Linked DNA regions of Homo sapiens: region 2 is linked to region 1. Evidence: chromatin loops called from intact Hi-C (ENCODE). Cell type or tissue: PC-9. All regions are shown on one strand.

Region 1 (8,000 bases):
GTGGGTTAGTTATGAGAGTGGGTTAGGGGAGTGGGTTAGTTATCTTGGGAGTGGGTTAGTTATCTTGGGAGTGGGTTAGTTATCATGGGAGTGGGTTAGTTATCTTGGGAGTGGGTTAGTTATAGTTATGAGAGTGGGTTAGTTGTCATGGGAGTGGGTTAGTTATCTTGGGGGTGGGTTAATTATAGTTATGAGAGTGGGTTAGTTATCATGAGAGTGGGTTAGTTATCACGGGAGTGGGTTCATTATCATGGAAGTGGGTTTATAATCATGGGAGTGGGTTAGTTATCTTGGGAGTGGTTTAGTTATCTTGGGAGTGGGTTAGTTATCATGGGAGTGGGTTAGTAATCTTGGGAGTGGGTTCGTTATCTTGGGAGTGGGTTAGTTATCATGGAAGTGGGTTAGTTATCATGGGAGTGGATTAGTTATCTTGGGAGTGGGTTAGTTATCATGGGAGTGGGTTCGTTATCTTGGGAGTGGGTTAGTTATCTTGGGAGTGGGTTCGTTATCATGGGAGTGGGTTAGTTATCTTGGGAGTGGGTTAGTTATCTTGGGAGTGGGTTAGTTATCATGGGAGTGGGTTCGTTATCATGGGAGTGGGTTAGTTATCATGGGAGTGGATTAGTTATCTTGGGAGTAGGTTAGTTATCATGGGAGTGGGTTCGTTATCTTGGGAGTGGGTTAGTTATCTTGGGAGTGGGTTAGTTATCATGGGAGTGGGTTAGTTATCTTGGGAGTGGGTTCGTTATCTTGGGAGTGGGTTAGTTGTCATGGGAGTGGGTTCGTTATCATGGGAGTGGGTTAGTTATCATGGGAGTGGATTAGTTATCTTGGGAGTGGGTTAGTTATCATGGGAGTGGGTTCGTTATCTTGGGAGTGGGTTCGTTATCTTGGGAGTGGGTTAGTTATCATGGGAGTGGGTTCGTTATGGGCGTGGGTTAGTTATCTTGGGAGTGGGTTAGTTATCATGAGAGTGGGTTAGTTATGAGAGTGGGTTAGTTATCATGGGAGTGGGTTAGTTATCTTGGGAGTGGGTTAGTTATCTTGGGAGTGGGTTAGCTATGAGAGTGGGTTAGTTATCTTGGGAGTGGGTTAGTTATCTTGGGAGTGGGTTAGTTATCATGGGAGTGGGTTCGTTATGAGAGTGGGTTAGTTATCTTGGGAGTGGGTTAGTTATCTTGGGAGTGGGTTCCTGATAAAAGAATGGGTTCAGTGCACACTCTCTTGCCCTTCTGCCTTCTTCCATGGGGTGTTGCACGAAGAAGGCTCTCCCTAGATCCTGGCACCTTGCTCTTGGACTTCCAGCCTCCAGAGCTATGAGCCAAATAAGCTTCCATTGTTTATAAATTACCCAGTCTCAGATACTCTGTGATAACAGCACAAAAGGGACTAAGACATCATCTAATGTACTTTATTTATTTATTTATTAAGACAGAGTCTGGCTCTGTCACCCAGGCTGGAGTGTAGTGGTGTGATCTTGGCTCACTGCAACCTCCACCTCCTGAGTTCAAGCGATTCTCCTGCCTCAGCCTCCTGAGTAGCTGGGATTACAGATGCAAGCTACCACGCTGGGCTAATTTTTGTATTTTTAGTAGAGACAGGGTTTCACCGTGTTGGCCAGGCTGGTCTCGAACTCCTGACCTCGAATGATCTGCCCACCTCGGTCTCCCAAAGTGCTGAGATTACAGGCGTCAGCCACTGCACCCGGCCACTAATGTACTTTAACAAAAACAACAAAAAATAGATATAGTCTTGCTGTGTTGTCCAGGCTGGAATGCAGTGGCTATTCACGAATGTAGTGGCTATTGATGGGTATGGGCAAGGCCTATACTGCGCCCGGCCTATATAAGCCGGGCACGGTGGCTCACGCCTGTAATCCCAACACTTAGGGAGGCCCAGGCGGGCAGACCACCTGAGGTCAGGAGATCAAGACCAGCTTGGCCCAACATGGCAAAACCCTGTCTCTACTAAAAATACAGAAGTTATCCTGGCGTGATGGCACACGCCTGTAGTCCCGGTTATTCGGGAGACTGAGGCAGGAGAATCGCTTGAACCCTGGAGGTGGAGTTTGCGGTGAGCTGAGATCGTGCCACTGCACTCTAGCCTGGGTGATAGAGCGATACTGTGTCTCAATAAATAAATAAAATTTTTATCTATATAAAAGACAATGAAAAATTAATGTTATTCTATGCAGCCAATAGTTACTTAGATTTACCCATGTTTAAACATTTACTGTCTTAGCCATTTTGAGGTAACATGAAGTACATTCTCATTGTTGGGATGCTGATATAGTTTGGATGTTGTCCTTTCCAGATCTCGGGTTAAAATTTGATCCTCAGTGTTGGAGGTGGGGCCTGGCGGGAGGTGTTTGTATCATGAGGGCGGACCCCTCATGAACGGCTTGGTGCTTGCGTTAACAGTGAGTTCTGCCTTTATTAGTTCCCGCGAGGGTTGGTTGTTAAAGAGAGCCTGGAACCTCCTTTCCCCCTCTCCTCCCTCCTTCCTCTCTCCATGGGATGCCTGCTACCCTTCCCCTTCTGCTATGAGTGGAAGCTTCCTGAGGCCTCACCAGAAGCAGATGCTGGTGCCACGCTTCTTTGTACCAGCCTGAAGAACTATGAGCCAAATAACCATCTTTTCTTTTCTTTTCTTTCCTTTCCTTTCCTTTTCTTTTCTCTTCTTTTCTTTTCTTTTCCAGACGGAGTTTTGCTCCTGTTGCCCAGGCTGGAGTGCAATGGCGCGATTTCGGCTCACCGCAAACTCTGCCTTCCGGGTTCAAATGATTCTCCTGCCTCAGCCTCCCAAGTAGCTGGGATTACAGGCATGTGCCACCATGCCTGGCTAATTTTGTATGTTTAGTAGAGACAGTTTCTCCATGTTGGTCAGACTGGTCTCGAACTCCTGACCTCAGGTGATCTGCCTGCCTCAGTCTCCCAAAGTGCTGGGATTACAAGTGTGAGCCACTGTGCCTGGCTACCACCTTTTCTTTATAAATTACCTATCCTCGGGTATTTCTTTCTAGCAATGCAGCAAATTAAGACAGGTACCAGCCCCACCATCCATCTCCAGGACTGTCTTGGGCAGGACCTGTGTCACCTCCGCTGGCCTCTGTAATCAGCATCTGCACGGTGGGCCTTGGATTGATGTCACTCTCTCCCTTTAGATTCCCCTCTTGGAAGGAAAGGCACCAAGGGCCTGCCCCCCTCTCTGCTCAGGATCCTCCAGACAGCTGGCCTCCAGGCCACCCACCCTGAGGCTGACCTCCGGCCAGCTGGGGCCCTGCTGCGCCCCCAGGCTCCTCCTCTGTGGTCAGATGGTTTTCACTTCTTTGGCCTGATTCAGGGGCTGGTGGGCGGGGCAGTGGCTCACACTGGGTTCACCTGTTAAAGTGCAGGGGTAGGGGTAGCTCCCCAAAAGGAGAAGCAACAAAGATGGACACACAGCAAAGCTGTGGGCGTGTCTGCCACAGGCCAGTGTCCCTGGATGCCTTGGGTGGGGTGGGGCTGAGGCAGGCAGCCTGCCAGGCCAGAAAGCATGAGGCCCTGGCCCTGGGCTTGTGTCCCTAGGGATGCAGTGAGCACAGACCTCCCTAGAGGGGGGCCTGGCCCGCCAGAAGCCCAGCCCCGGCCCCTGCCACCAGCCTGTCCTTCCTCAATTCCTAGCTCCAGCCAGATCCCCAGAGATGAGCGACCCTGATGACCAGCAAGGGCAGGCCCGCCCTCCTTCATCTCCCTCCTCTCACCCGGCCCAGCCCGGAGGAGGAGTGTGGTGTGAGTGTAGCCGCAAATCCAGTCAGCTCCCCTGGGCTGAAGCCCCAGAAATGCTGCTCCAGGACCCAGGCAGCTCCAGTCTGCCCCACGTGGCTTCCAGGGGCACAGCCCTCGGCACAGAAGGCTGTAGGTGTGGCCTGCAGCACGGGGTGGAGGCTGGGAAGGGCCTGGGGGACCCAAGGGACGGATCAAGGCCTGTTCAGAGCCAGACTCCAACCACCTGCTCCCAAGCCAGCCCTCAGGCCCTGCTCTGCAATGGGTTCGGTTGCCCTGTGTTCGCCTTCCGGGCCCCAGCCCAGGTAGGAGGATGCTGGCACACCTGCTGGCTACAGGCGGCCCTTCCTTCTCCTCAGGCGAGGAGGTGCCCACTCTGAGCTGTGCAGCCGGGAGCCAGGGTGAGCTGAGCCCCCACCTGCTGCCCCAGGGAGACCCTGCCACGTCTCTCTTAGCCTAATTTAGCTGTGCGTGAACCTCCCACCTGCCCTGCACTAGCTGGTCCCTAAGCTCACTGGGGCCACCTTGTGGCTGCTCACGGCCTCGGCCCCGCAAGTTGGGGCCTGATTTCCACACTGGCTGCATTTGTCCTCTGTGGACTTTTGTCCTCTGTGCCACCTTCTTGGGTGGCACCCGCCACATGCTGTGCTGAGCTACTTCTTTTTTTTTTTTTTTTTCTGAGGCGGAGTCTTGCTCTGTCGCCCAGGCTGCAGTGCAATGGCGCTATCTCGGATCACTGCAAGCTCCGCCTCCCGGGTTCACGCCATTCTCCTGCCTCAGCCTCCCGAGTAGCTGGGACTACAGGTGCGCGTCACCACGCCCGGCTAATTTTTTGTATTTTTAGTAGAGACGGAGTTTCACCATGTTGGCCAGGCTGGTCTCGAACTCCTGACCTCATGATCTGCCCGCCTCGGCCTCCCAAAGTGCTGGGATTACAGGCATGAGCCACTGCACCTGGCCTGTGCTGAGCTACTTCTAAACCCCACAGAGGGCCAGGTGTGCTGGCTCACACCTGTAATCCCAACACTTTGGGAGGCCAAGGCGGATCACCTGAGGTCAGGAGATCGAGACCAGCCTGGCCAACATGGTGAAACTCCATCTCTACTAAAAATACAAAAAATTAGCCGGGCATGGTGGCAGGCACCTGCAATCCCAGCTACTCGGGAGGCTGAGGTAGGAGAACCACTTGAACCTGGGGGTGGGAGGTTGCAGTGAGCCGAGATCGTGCCACTGCACTCCAGCCTGGGCGACAGAATGAGACTCAGTCCCCCCGCAAGAAAACGAAACACCATGGGGGAAGACGCACATTTTCATGTATAGGCTCTTCCTGTTTCACGTGAGGAGCATCGCAGGATGCATCTGTTCTGACACGAGGGGCACCAGATCGCTGGAGGCAAAAAGAGGGATCCTGAGAGGCCGTCTGGGAAAGAGAGAACTGAAAGACAGTGACAGCAGTGACGATGGCTCACACCTCCTGTGTGCCGGGCACTGTTCTGGGCACTTTATACGAACCAGTGAAGAGAGTGGCTGTCAGTGTGAGAGGAGCTCTGGGGACACGGGGATGTCTCGCAATGGGGCTCCTTCCTCCACCTCCCCATGAAGCCTTTGGTAGACCACACAGCCTCATGTGCCTTCAGATGAGTTTGTGTGGAAGTGGAGTGTGGGGCATGCAGGCCTGAGGGTGAGGGCAATGCCTGTCCCCTTGGGATCACTTCACCCTCACAGGGATGCTGGAGCAGGCCTGGGATCCCCCCATCACACAGAGGGAATGACCAGGGCTCCCAGAGCCGGAGCACAATGTCCAGGCTGTGGCTGCTGAATGACCCAGGCCCTCTGGGGGGGCTGCTCCACCCGCCATGGCCCTCCCAACCTCCCTTGCTTTCCAAGGTCCACCCAAAGCCCCAGGCCTCTCAAGTCTCCTACATCCCCTCTCCCCCTAAGGTCCCAAAGATTTCCCAAGGTCCCTTAGGCCTCTGGAGGTCCCCCAAGGCTCCTCAGGCCCCCAAGGCCCAAAAGATCCTCCAGAGACCCCTCAAGGCCTTCCCAGGCCCCTCAACGATCCCCAGGGCCCCCCAGGTTCCTTAGGCCCTCCTAAAGCCCCACAAGGTCTCCTAGGTCGCCTAAATTCCCAAGACTTCCCAAGGCCCTATGTGGCCCTCAAGACCCCCAGACCTCCCTGCATCCTCAGCCCTCCATGAGACCCTGTCAGCAGCTGCCTCTTCTGGGATGGCCAGGCTGAAGTCCCCAGGGGTGAATCCACCTGTTCAGCTCCTTGCTTCCTGCCACCAGCTATTGGTCCTGGGCTGACCTATGGTGTGGTGCCTTTGGAATCACGTGACCACCAGGCATCGTCACATGTTGTCAAACATGGCTACCTACACCACCATCATAGAAGAGATGGAAGTGAGTTCTTCTGCAGCACCCCAGAGCCGGCCTGCAGTCAGGAAGGCCTCCCCAGAGGCATCCACGAAGCTGCCTGCCAACCTGGGTGCCCCAGGCATGGGCCCCTCTAAGCCTGCCCTAGGAGGAGAACAGTTTGTGTGACACAGGGGGCGGAGGCTGGGTCTGAATCTTTTTTTTTTTTTTTTTGAAACAGAGTTCGCTGTGTCGCCCAGGCTGGAGTGCAGTGGTGCAATCTCACCTCACTGCAACCTCCGCCTCCCGAGTTCAAGCGATTCTCCTGCCTTAGCCTCTCTAGTAGCTGGGATTGCAGGTGTGCACCATCACGCCTGGCTAATTTTTGTATTTTTTAGCAGAGACGGGGTTTCTCCATATTGGGCAGGCTGGTCTGAACTCCTGACCTCAGGTGATTCGCCCACCTCAGCCTCTCAAAATGCTGGGATTACAAGCGTGAGCCACCGCGCCCAGCTGGGTCTGAATCTTTAACAGTTCCCCTCCGCTCCTGGAGCCCCTCCCACAGCCAGCCCTTGCTCACCAGCGGGGGAACCAACAGCCCCTTCCTCACCCTCCTGGGGGTTGGGGTCTCTCTCCACAATACCAGTGCCGGGACGCATCCCTCGTCTTCTCTGCTCCTTTCCGTTGTCCGGAGGCCTAGGCCCAGTCATCCAGCCAGCCTCCACCCAGCTCCTCTCCCTGCACACAAAGACTGACCCCATCAAGCTGCACTTCCTGAAACACACCCACAAACCAGAAACTCAGCCTCCCCTTTGCCCGCAGGATGCCCATGGGCAAAACTGTCACCAAGAGAAGAGAGGAGGGGCCCAAACCGGCTCTGTCTCTGTGGAGAAAGAGCCTGCCTAGGGCTGGACCCTGGTTGTGTGGCTTCAGGTATGAGTCCCTTCCCCTTCCTAGGCCCCAGTCCCCTCACTGCACACCTAGGGTGATGACATGTCATGGCCCAGGGTTAAGAGCACAGACTGGAGTGGGACTCCCTGGGCTTTACTTCTGGCTCTGCTGCACACTGGCTGTGTGACTCTGAATGAGTAACCTAGCCTCTCTGTGCCCGAGTTTCCTTGTCTGTTAATAGGGATCAAACAGAATATAACATCAAGGTCATTAAGAAGAGTCAGTAAATTAATGTTTATAAAGTATTTATTATTTTTATTTTATTTTATTAATTTTTTTAGATAGAGTCTCACTCTGTCACCCAGGCTGGAGTGCAGTGGTACAATCTCGGCTCACTGCAATCTCTGCCTCCTGGATTCAAGTTGAGTGTCATGCCTCAGCCTACTGAGTAGCTGGGATTACAGGCCCTGCCACCACACCCAGCTAATTTTTTATATTTTTGGTAGAGATAGGGTTTCACCATGTTGGCCAGGCTGATCTCGAACTCCTGACCTCAAGTCATCCGCACGCCTTGCCCTCCCAAAGTGCTGGGGTTACAGGTATGAGCCACTGCGCCCAGCCAGAATTATTATTTTTTTTTCTTGCTGATTTGAGTCCCTTGTAGATTCTGCGTATTAGTCCTTTGTCAGATGCATAGTTTGCAAACATTTTCTCCCATTCTCTAAGTTGTCTGTTTACTTTCATGATTATTTCTTCTGCTGTGTAGAAGCTTTCTAGTTTAAGTAGGTCCTGTTTATTTTTGTTTTTGTTGCATTTGCCTTTGGAGCCTTCGTTATAAATATTTAGCCTAGGCCAATGTCCATAAGAGTTTTTCCTAGGGTTCCTTCTAGAATTTTTATGATTTCAGGACTTAGGTTTAAGTATTTAACCCATTGTGAGTTAATTTTTGTATATGGTGAGAAAGAGGGATCCAGCTCCATTCTTCCACAT
Region 2 (8,000 bases), 210 kb before region 1:
TGGAAGCCAGTGGCACTGACGGTCCCGACCCTGTGTCGGCCTAGGCTAATGTGTGTGTCTGTGTCTTAGTTTTTAACAAAAAGCTGAAAAAGTAAAAAATAAAAAATTTTAAAAAGAGAAAAAAGCTTACCGAGTCAGGATATAAAGAAAAATATCTTGGTGCAGCTGTACAACGTATTTGTGTTCTAAGCTATGTGTCAATAGAAAGGAGTCAAAAAGTTTTTTAAAAATCAAAACGTTTATGAAGTTTAAAAGTCACAGCAAGCTAAGGTTAATTTACTACTGAAGAAAGAAGGTGTGTTTATGAATCTAGTAGAGCCTAAATGTAGAGTGCTAATGACATCTACACGATGCACAGTGAGGACCCAGACCTTCCCATTCACTCACCCTTCATTCACCGACCCACCAAGGGCACCGTCCAGTCCCGTGAGCGCCAATCGCACCAGCTGCCCTACACGAGTATGCCATTTTATCTTTCATTCTGTATTTGTACTATACCTGCTCCATATTTAGAGATGTTTAGATACAAAAATACCAACCATTGTGTGACAACTGCCTGCAGTATTCAGAACAGTACCATGCTGTACAGGCACATAGCCTCAGAGCAACAGACGGTGCCGTACAGCCTAGGTGTGCAGCAGGCGACACTGCGCTAACTCTACCTGGGTTTGTATAAATGTGCTCTGTGATGTTCACACAGGGACCAAATCACCTAAGGACACATGTCTCAGAAGGCGTCCCCGTCGCTAAGTGATGCATGACTTTCGGAGCGGCTCCGCCACCCTGGCAGCCAGCCATCACCGAGGCCCATTTCCCCTCTCTCCTTCTTGCTGCTTCTCACTCAATCCTGGCCCTGCCCAGCTTCCCCTCAGGACTCATCACACTGAGCTCTTTCTTCTTGCTCCCTCCTCTGCCTCCTGCCAGCCTCTCTGCATGCCCCAGACTCTTCTGTGTGTTCCCAACTCTGCTCCCCAAAGCCGAGTCCTCAGTCCTCCTTCCTTCTCTTATGAAAAATCATGCTCTCTCCTGACCTCCTCCACCCGAGTAAACGGTTCTCAAACACGTGCCTCCAAGCAAAACCACTGCCAACTCTCAGCCACGAATCCACCACCTCACGTCAACGGGTTCCCCCAAAAAATCAGCTGTGCCCCACCGGCCACTCCTCACACCCACTCTTCGGTCCCCACCCTTGGACAACATCACTCTCTACCAGTCACACAAAAATAGACAATGTGCTCATCCCTGCCTCGTACCTCTCCCTCGAGCCCTCTTCTGGCGGCCCCTGGCTCTCACTGGCCCATGTCCTGGCATCGAAAACCCTCTGTCCCACTAACTTAAATCGGGGCTCCATTTTCTCTCATTCTGACCATGTATCTCCTGTGACCACCTCCAGAACTGCCATCCACCAACAGGAGGGTCAGCCTCGTCTCCTCCCTGAAGCACACCACCCACCCACGTCTCCACATCCTCTAGGTCACCTTGGAAACCTCCCACACATCTCTCTTCTCCTGTCCATCAGCCCTGGCCCTGACCCATCCCCTGCTCCTGAGAAGAACATGACAGTTGCACCGGCTGCCCCAGGGTTTGGCCTCAGCTCTGTCGTCCTGTGCCCATCAGAGGATGGGTCACTCCCCAGCTGAACATCCTTCAAGGTCTTCCTACAGGCCTTGGGGAAGAACTCGTATGCCTTCAGGTCCTATGAGGCCTGTGCAGTGTCCTCCTGCCCCTCTCGGCTCACACATCCCCTCTCGGGAGGGCTCTTTTTTCCCACCTTTTGCAAAGTGTGGCACAGGGTCCGTTTTGAATATCTACTGAACTAACTGAATTGCAAGCACTTCCTGACAGTCCCCTTCCTCTCTCTCTCCTCCCCACGGCCATGGTTCTCACCCGACATCCTGGCTGGCCTCGTCCTACCCATGCAATCTCAGGCCAGTTCCTTGACCTGAGCCTCTGTCTCTGGCACACAGCAAGAGGTCAATAAACAGTAGCAGGAGGTCTGATCAGGTCACTCCTGCTCAGAAACCTTCCCTACTCCAAACACAAAAGAGCCTCAAGCCAAAACTCCTGCAGCCACCATCCTGAACACTGACCCTCACCTCCCATCCCACCACGCAGCCGCAGCTGTGCCCACTCCTTCCATCCATACCACCCCACCACACAGCCACAACTATGCCCACTGCTTCCACGCACACCATCCCACCATACAGCCACAGCTGTGCCCACTACTTCCACGCACACCTCTGTTCTCAGGTAGCCAGCGACCCGCCAGGCTCCCAAACACACCCTGTACTCCTCCTCACTCAGGCTGTGTTCAAGCCACCCTGTGCCAAGAAGGCCTTGTCCCAGCCCCTGACTACAGAACACGCCCCACACCCCAGGTAACCTTCAAAGTCCACTTTAATGTCATCTCATGTCCTCAGTGAAAACTCCCCTTTCCTTGCCTATACTGCCACAGGGCTTCCTGGCCCCTCCGTGGCCCGCTTGGCACCAGCATCCTTGCGGCAGAAGCTCCTGGCTGGTCTGTCTCCCTCAGCAAACGAAGTCCCTCGGTAGCAGGAGTAACACCAGGCTCACCTTTGCACACGCCCCAGGGCCTCATGTGCAAACAGAGCGCATCCCATAACTGCTTGTTCCATTTAATTCTCTTCCTCACTGTGCACGTGTGTGAATGATTAAGCATTTTAAAGGTACACCGTATCTTTGAAGGAATTAACTTCCAAGAACACAGCACATTCTCTCACGACAAAACCCAGCTAGGTGACACCCTCTTAAAAGCTAGTGAGCTGCTGTAAAGGTGGCCTTTTCTCTCAGCTATTTAAAAGCATGACGGCTGAGGCAGGCACATCTGGCTGATGCACAAGCTGTTACAGTGGCTCTAGTGACTGGTTTTGGAACACAAAACTAACTCACTATAGAGATTAATTCTAAGAGAAAACAAAATGCGGCCCACAGCCAACAACCCTCTACCAGCCCTTCCAGGAGGCAGCTGTGGCCGCACAGGAATCACCTACTGCACCATCAATAAACCTGAGAACTTGGCAGCAGCCAGACCCAGTCTCAAAACAGAAGAGGTGGCGCTCTGTGCTCTTCCTCCACCCCGAGAAAGCAACTCCCAAGGCCCCAGACGTGAGCAGGAAAATAGTCATAGATTCTATAAAACTGTGGTTGTCTCTGAACCTTTCTTCCTCCCAGATCCCTTCCGTATTCGGAAAGAAGCAAGGCCAGATCTCCTCTTGACTCCCGACCCCAACAGCATAATGTAGGGAGTCCCAGGCAACTCGCTAGCCTCCCGCCCCAAACACATTCACGTGAAAACAAGGGCAGCGGGTGCACCAAGCCCTCGCGGAGGAGCTGCCACCCCTAAGAGAGCCACAGTGACACCAAGGGACCCACCCCCTTTCCAAGACCGGGTCCTCTGCCCTGTCCTCTCCACACATCCCGAGCCACTGATGGCTTTCAGCCAAGGATCAGGAGCTCATCCAGACGACTGCAATAAACATCACTCGCCTCATCTAGGTGAAAGCCTTAGAGCCAGCAAGCCTATTTTATTTTTTAGTTTAGTAAAAATGTTTGATAAAAGAAGGCCCATTTCAAACCAGCACAGCAAGGAGTAGAGGCCCAGGTGCAGAAAGCTGCACGGCACACTTAAAAATTCTATCAGCATCGGCCGGGCTCCGGTGCACACAGCGCACATGAGAAGGAAGAGGATGGCGGAGGGCGAGGCAGCGCTCAAATGAACCCAAGCATGAGCAAGAACACCCAGGAGGGACCCGTGGGAACAGAGCGGATGCAGTCGGGGGCCCAGAAATATCAGGGGCCCCGAAGCCGGAAAGGGCTCTGCCTTGGATGGGCCTGAAGGTGAACCCGTTCCCCTAGGAGCTCGGGGCCTTGAGCAGAGGCCCACCTTCCCCACTGCAGGCCGTTTACGGAAGGCAGACTCAGGGAGGAGAGGGCGCCCAGCAATGCCTGGCCCTGCCCCGGGGGGCTGCCATCAGTAACAACACAGACGTTCTCAGCCTCTACTTCCTACTTAATAAGGAAACCCACAGGTATTCTAAGCAACTGGACTCAAAGGGCCTACGTGCCCCTTCATGAACCGCAGCACTCGGGGTGGAATTTCCATGTTTATCACCAGAAAAGAGGAAACATTTCAGAAAGGGGGAACAAAAAGTCTGGGGATACTCAAAATGAAAGTTCCCCACAGCACGGGGCCCAGAAATGGGAAGAGCCCAGGCAGCCCTGTTCCCTCTGGGCCTCCTGATACCTCTGCCTCTTGTCTGCAAAGAGAACACCAGGGGGGACCTAGAACAAGCTGCTCACCTCACTCCAGAAGAATCTCTGCTGCCGAGCACAGCAAGCCTGGTTTTCCCCCAGCCTGGAGGAGCCAGGCCTCAGGCTGAGCTCAGCAGGGCTCCAAGGGCAGGCAGGCCCAGCAGGCAGCAGCCTGAGTTCAAACAGGAGGATGGGTGCGGGGGCGGGAGGAACACCTCCACCCAAGCCAGCCCACAGCAGGATCAGATTCCTGGTGAGTGAGTCAGCTTTCTCTGTAATAATTTCAACACCTGTTAAGTCCCCTAGGGAATGGAGGAGATAAGGATGAGGCTGTGATGGGTAAGGGCACAGACTTCTAAGGTTCAAACCCCAGCTTTGCCACTTATGAGCTGTGTGGCTTTGAGCACGTAGCTCAGCTTCTGAGTTTCCTCATTTGTAAAATAGGGACCACACGGTACCACCCCCAGCTGCTATGAGGACTACACGTGTGGTTGCATGTACAGTGTCTAGCCCGCCGGGTGCAGTGGCTCACACCTGTAATCCCAGCACTTTGGGAGGCCAAGGTGGGCGGATCACCTGAGGTCAGGAGTTCGGGACCAGCCTGGCCAACACGGTGAAACCCCATCTCTACTAAAACACACACACAAAAAAATGAGCTGGGTGTGGCGGCATGAGCCTGTAGCCCCAGCTACTGGGGAGGCTGAGGCAGGAGAACTGCTTGAACCCGGGAGGCAGAGGTTACAGTGAGCTGAGATGGCACCATTGTATTCCAGCCTGGGTAACAGGGCAAGACTCCATCTCCAAAAAAAATAAAAATAAGTGCCTAGCCCAAGGGAAGCACTCCACAGACAATCCCTAGCGTGAGGTGTGACACCAAGGCCCCAGCCACCTCAGTTCTGAGCGCTGCAGGGAACACCTGCTCTGAGCCTGCTCCGCACACAGACACGCTCCCCGACTCCTCAGGAAAAAGAACTACGCAGGTGGGTCATCTTGTGCTCCCAGGGCCAAGCACGGTGACATTCCCCACCCTGTGACAGGACACGGGCTCCTGTTCCTGGGCTCCCCACTGCACCTAGAAGCACTGCACGATGCAGATCTCCACGGCCTGTGTTCAGGGGGTGAAGGGCTGAGCTGAGGAGGGGCAGAGATGCTGAGCCTGCCAGAGAAGGAAAGGAGGGGCAGGTGTCACTCTCAGGCCACAGAGCCAGGACAGGCCCCTGCAAGTGAGCACTGCCCTTGTCCTAGCCACAGGCAGGCCGTGCTACACTGTGGCCGTTCAGGGAAAGAAAAACAGAGATGACTTCTTTTCAACACAAATGCCCATCCATCAACAAGTGGATAAAGGAAGTGTGGTGTGGCCACATGCAGTGGCTCATGCCTGCAATCCCTGCACTTTGGGAGGCCAAGGCAGGAGGATCAGGAGGTCAGGAGATGGAGATCATCCTGGCCAACATGGTAAAAATACAAAAATTAGCTGGGCATGGTGGTGAGCACCTGTAATCCCAGCTACTCAGGAGGCTGAAGCAGGAGAATAGCTTGAACCCAGGAGACAGAGGTTGCAGTGAGCCAAGATCACACCACTGCACTCCAGCCTGGTGATAGAGTGAGACTCCCATCTCAAAAAAAAAAAAAAAAAAAAGTGCGGTGCATGTGTGTTTGTGTATATATGTATATATGTATATGTGTGTATACATATATATGTATATGTGTGTATACATATATATGTATATGTGTGTATACATATATATGTATATGTGTGTATACATATATATGTATATGTGTGTATACATATATATGTATATGTGTGTATACTATATATGTATATGTGTGTATACATATATATGTATATGTGTGTATACATATATATGTATATGTGTGTATACATATATATGTATATGTGTGTATACATATATATGTATATGTGTGTATACATATATATGTATATGTGTGTATACATATATATGTATATGTGTGTATACATATATATGTATATGTGTGTATACATATATATGTATATGTGTGTATACATATATATGTATATGTGTGTATACATATATATGTATATGTGTGTATACATATATATGTATATGTGTGTATACATATATATGTATATGTGTGTATACATATATATGTATATGTGTGTATACATATATATGTATATGTGTGTATACATATATATGTATATGTGTGTATACATATATATGTATATGTGTGTATACATATATATGTATATGTATATATACGATGGAATACTACTTAGCCATAAAAAGGAATGAATTACTGGCATTCGCAGAGACCTCGATGAGATTGGAGACAACAATTCTGGGTAAAGTAACTCAGGAATGGAAAACCAAACATCACCTGTTCTCACTCATAAGTGGGAGCTAACGGCTAGGCATGGTGGTTCACGCCTGTAATCTCAGCACTCTGGGAGGCCGAGGCGGGTGGATCACTTGAGGTCAGGAGTTCAAGACCAGCCTGGCCAACATGGTGAAACCCCATCTCTACTAAAAATACAAAAATTAGGCGGGCATGGTGGCATGTGCCTATAATCCCAGCCACTCGGGAGGCTGAGACAGGAGAATCACCTGAACCCGGGAGGCAGAGGTTGCAATGAGCTGAGATCGCGCCACTCCACTCCAGCCTGGGCAACAGAGCAAGACTCCATCTCAAAAAAAAAAAAAATAGTAAGTAGGACCTAAGCCATGAGGATGCAAAGTCATAAGAATGACACAATAGACTTCAGGGACTCAGAGGAAAAGGATGGGAAGCGGGTGAGGGATAAAAGACTGGGTTCAGTGTATACTGCTCGGGTGCACTGTTCAGTATACACTGTTCAGTGTATACTGCTCAGGTGCACCCAAATCTCACAAATCACCACTAAAGAACTTACTCATGTAACCAAACACCACCTGTTCCCCAGTAATCTATAGAAATAAAAAATTAAAAAGAAAAACAGAAAGAAAAACAGACAAGTGGTCTCCGAAGACTTGTTCTCCTCAATTCCATGAGGAATCCCATGGTTCCTCAAAAACACTTGGAGGCGATGGGGTACTTCCTCCTGCTCTTGTTACTTAAGAAACAAATAAATAAATAATCCAAAATTGTCAGGGATCAATCATTTTTGTCTTCATTTAAAATTAACCCAGAGTCCAGATTTACTCTATCAGACGAATATGTAAGAGAAAGGAAATATGATTCACATTCAATTTATTTTTCAAAGTGTTTCTGGACAAAGTAAGACATTTAATAACATGGAAAGTAACCGCTGAAAGGAACAAGAAAAGGAACTGCACCTACAGCAAAATCTCACCCACCAGCTCTTCCGCGGCCCCCGTCACAGGAAGGTCATCTCCACTCACAAACAAGAAGAGAAACCCAACTGGCGGGGAACACACAATCACTGCCGGAACAAGACTCCGGGGCTTCCCTCTGCATGGAAAACAGGACTGAGGGTTCTTACCCAATAAACAATCTCTTCAAAACATAAGCAAAAGGCAATACAGATTTATAAAAAACACAAGAAAGCAAGGCGGCCAGAAGCAGCAGCCAACATTCTGAGGAAAGAGGCAGGGCTCTATTTGGTTCCTAGGCCTGAGCAGGACATAGGACATAGGAAGAACCCTCCGAGCTGACTTCAGTCCCCTGGGTTTAAACACACTTTGTGGAGGTTACCCAGTGACCACCCCCAAGGCCGCTGACCAAGGTACTCCTGCCCACATCCAAGT

Evidence for each region. A loop is a pair of places that touch in the nucleus more often than their neighbours do. Peaks named below come from ENCODE experiments on the same cell type or tissue, not always from the same donor. Only the 100,000 strongest peaks of a DNase experiment are listed, where the experiment ranks them.
Region 2: it touches region 1 in a loop (6-fold over the local background); 9 of 110 quality-filtered maps call a loop at or near these places.

Annotation. Positions count from the first base shown.
Region 1 is chr22:46,559,794-46,567,793 of GRCh38, reverse strand. No RefSeq gene overlaps it. Among named protein-coding and RNA genes, the nearest start is that of LINC02925, 22 kb to the right of the region's middle. RefSeq lists enhancers at 3,569-3,738, 3,728-4,022, 5,461-6,212. In PC-9, CTCF peaks have their summits at 4,046 and 4,248 (motif pointing left); DNase peaks (open chromatin) are centred at 3,893, 4,283 and 6,083; H3K4me3 peaks cover 1,949 bases; H3K27ac peaks cover 650 bases.
Region 2 is chr22:46,770,556-46,778,555 of GRCh38, reverse strand. All of the region lies in intron 1 of TBC1D22A (TBC1 domain family member 22A), which reads right to left. Among named protein-coding and RNA genes, the nearest start is that of TBC1D22A, 12 kb to the right of the region's middle. RefSeq lists enhancers at 786-865, 4,150-4,219, 4,260-4,339, 4,402-4,917, 4,918-5,432 and 1 more and a silencer at 4,610-4,789. In PC-9, CTCF peaks have their summits at 4,075 and 4,323; a DNase peak (open chromatin) is centred at 4,485; H3K4me3 peaks cover 407 bases; H3K27ac peaks cover 2,172 bases.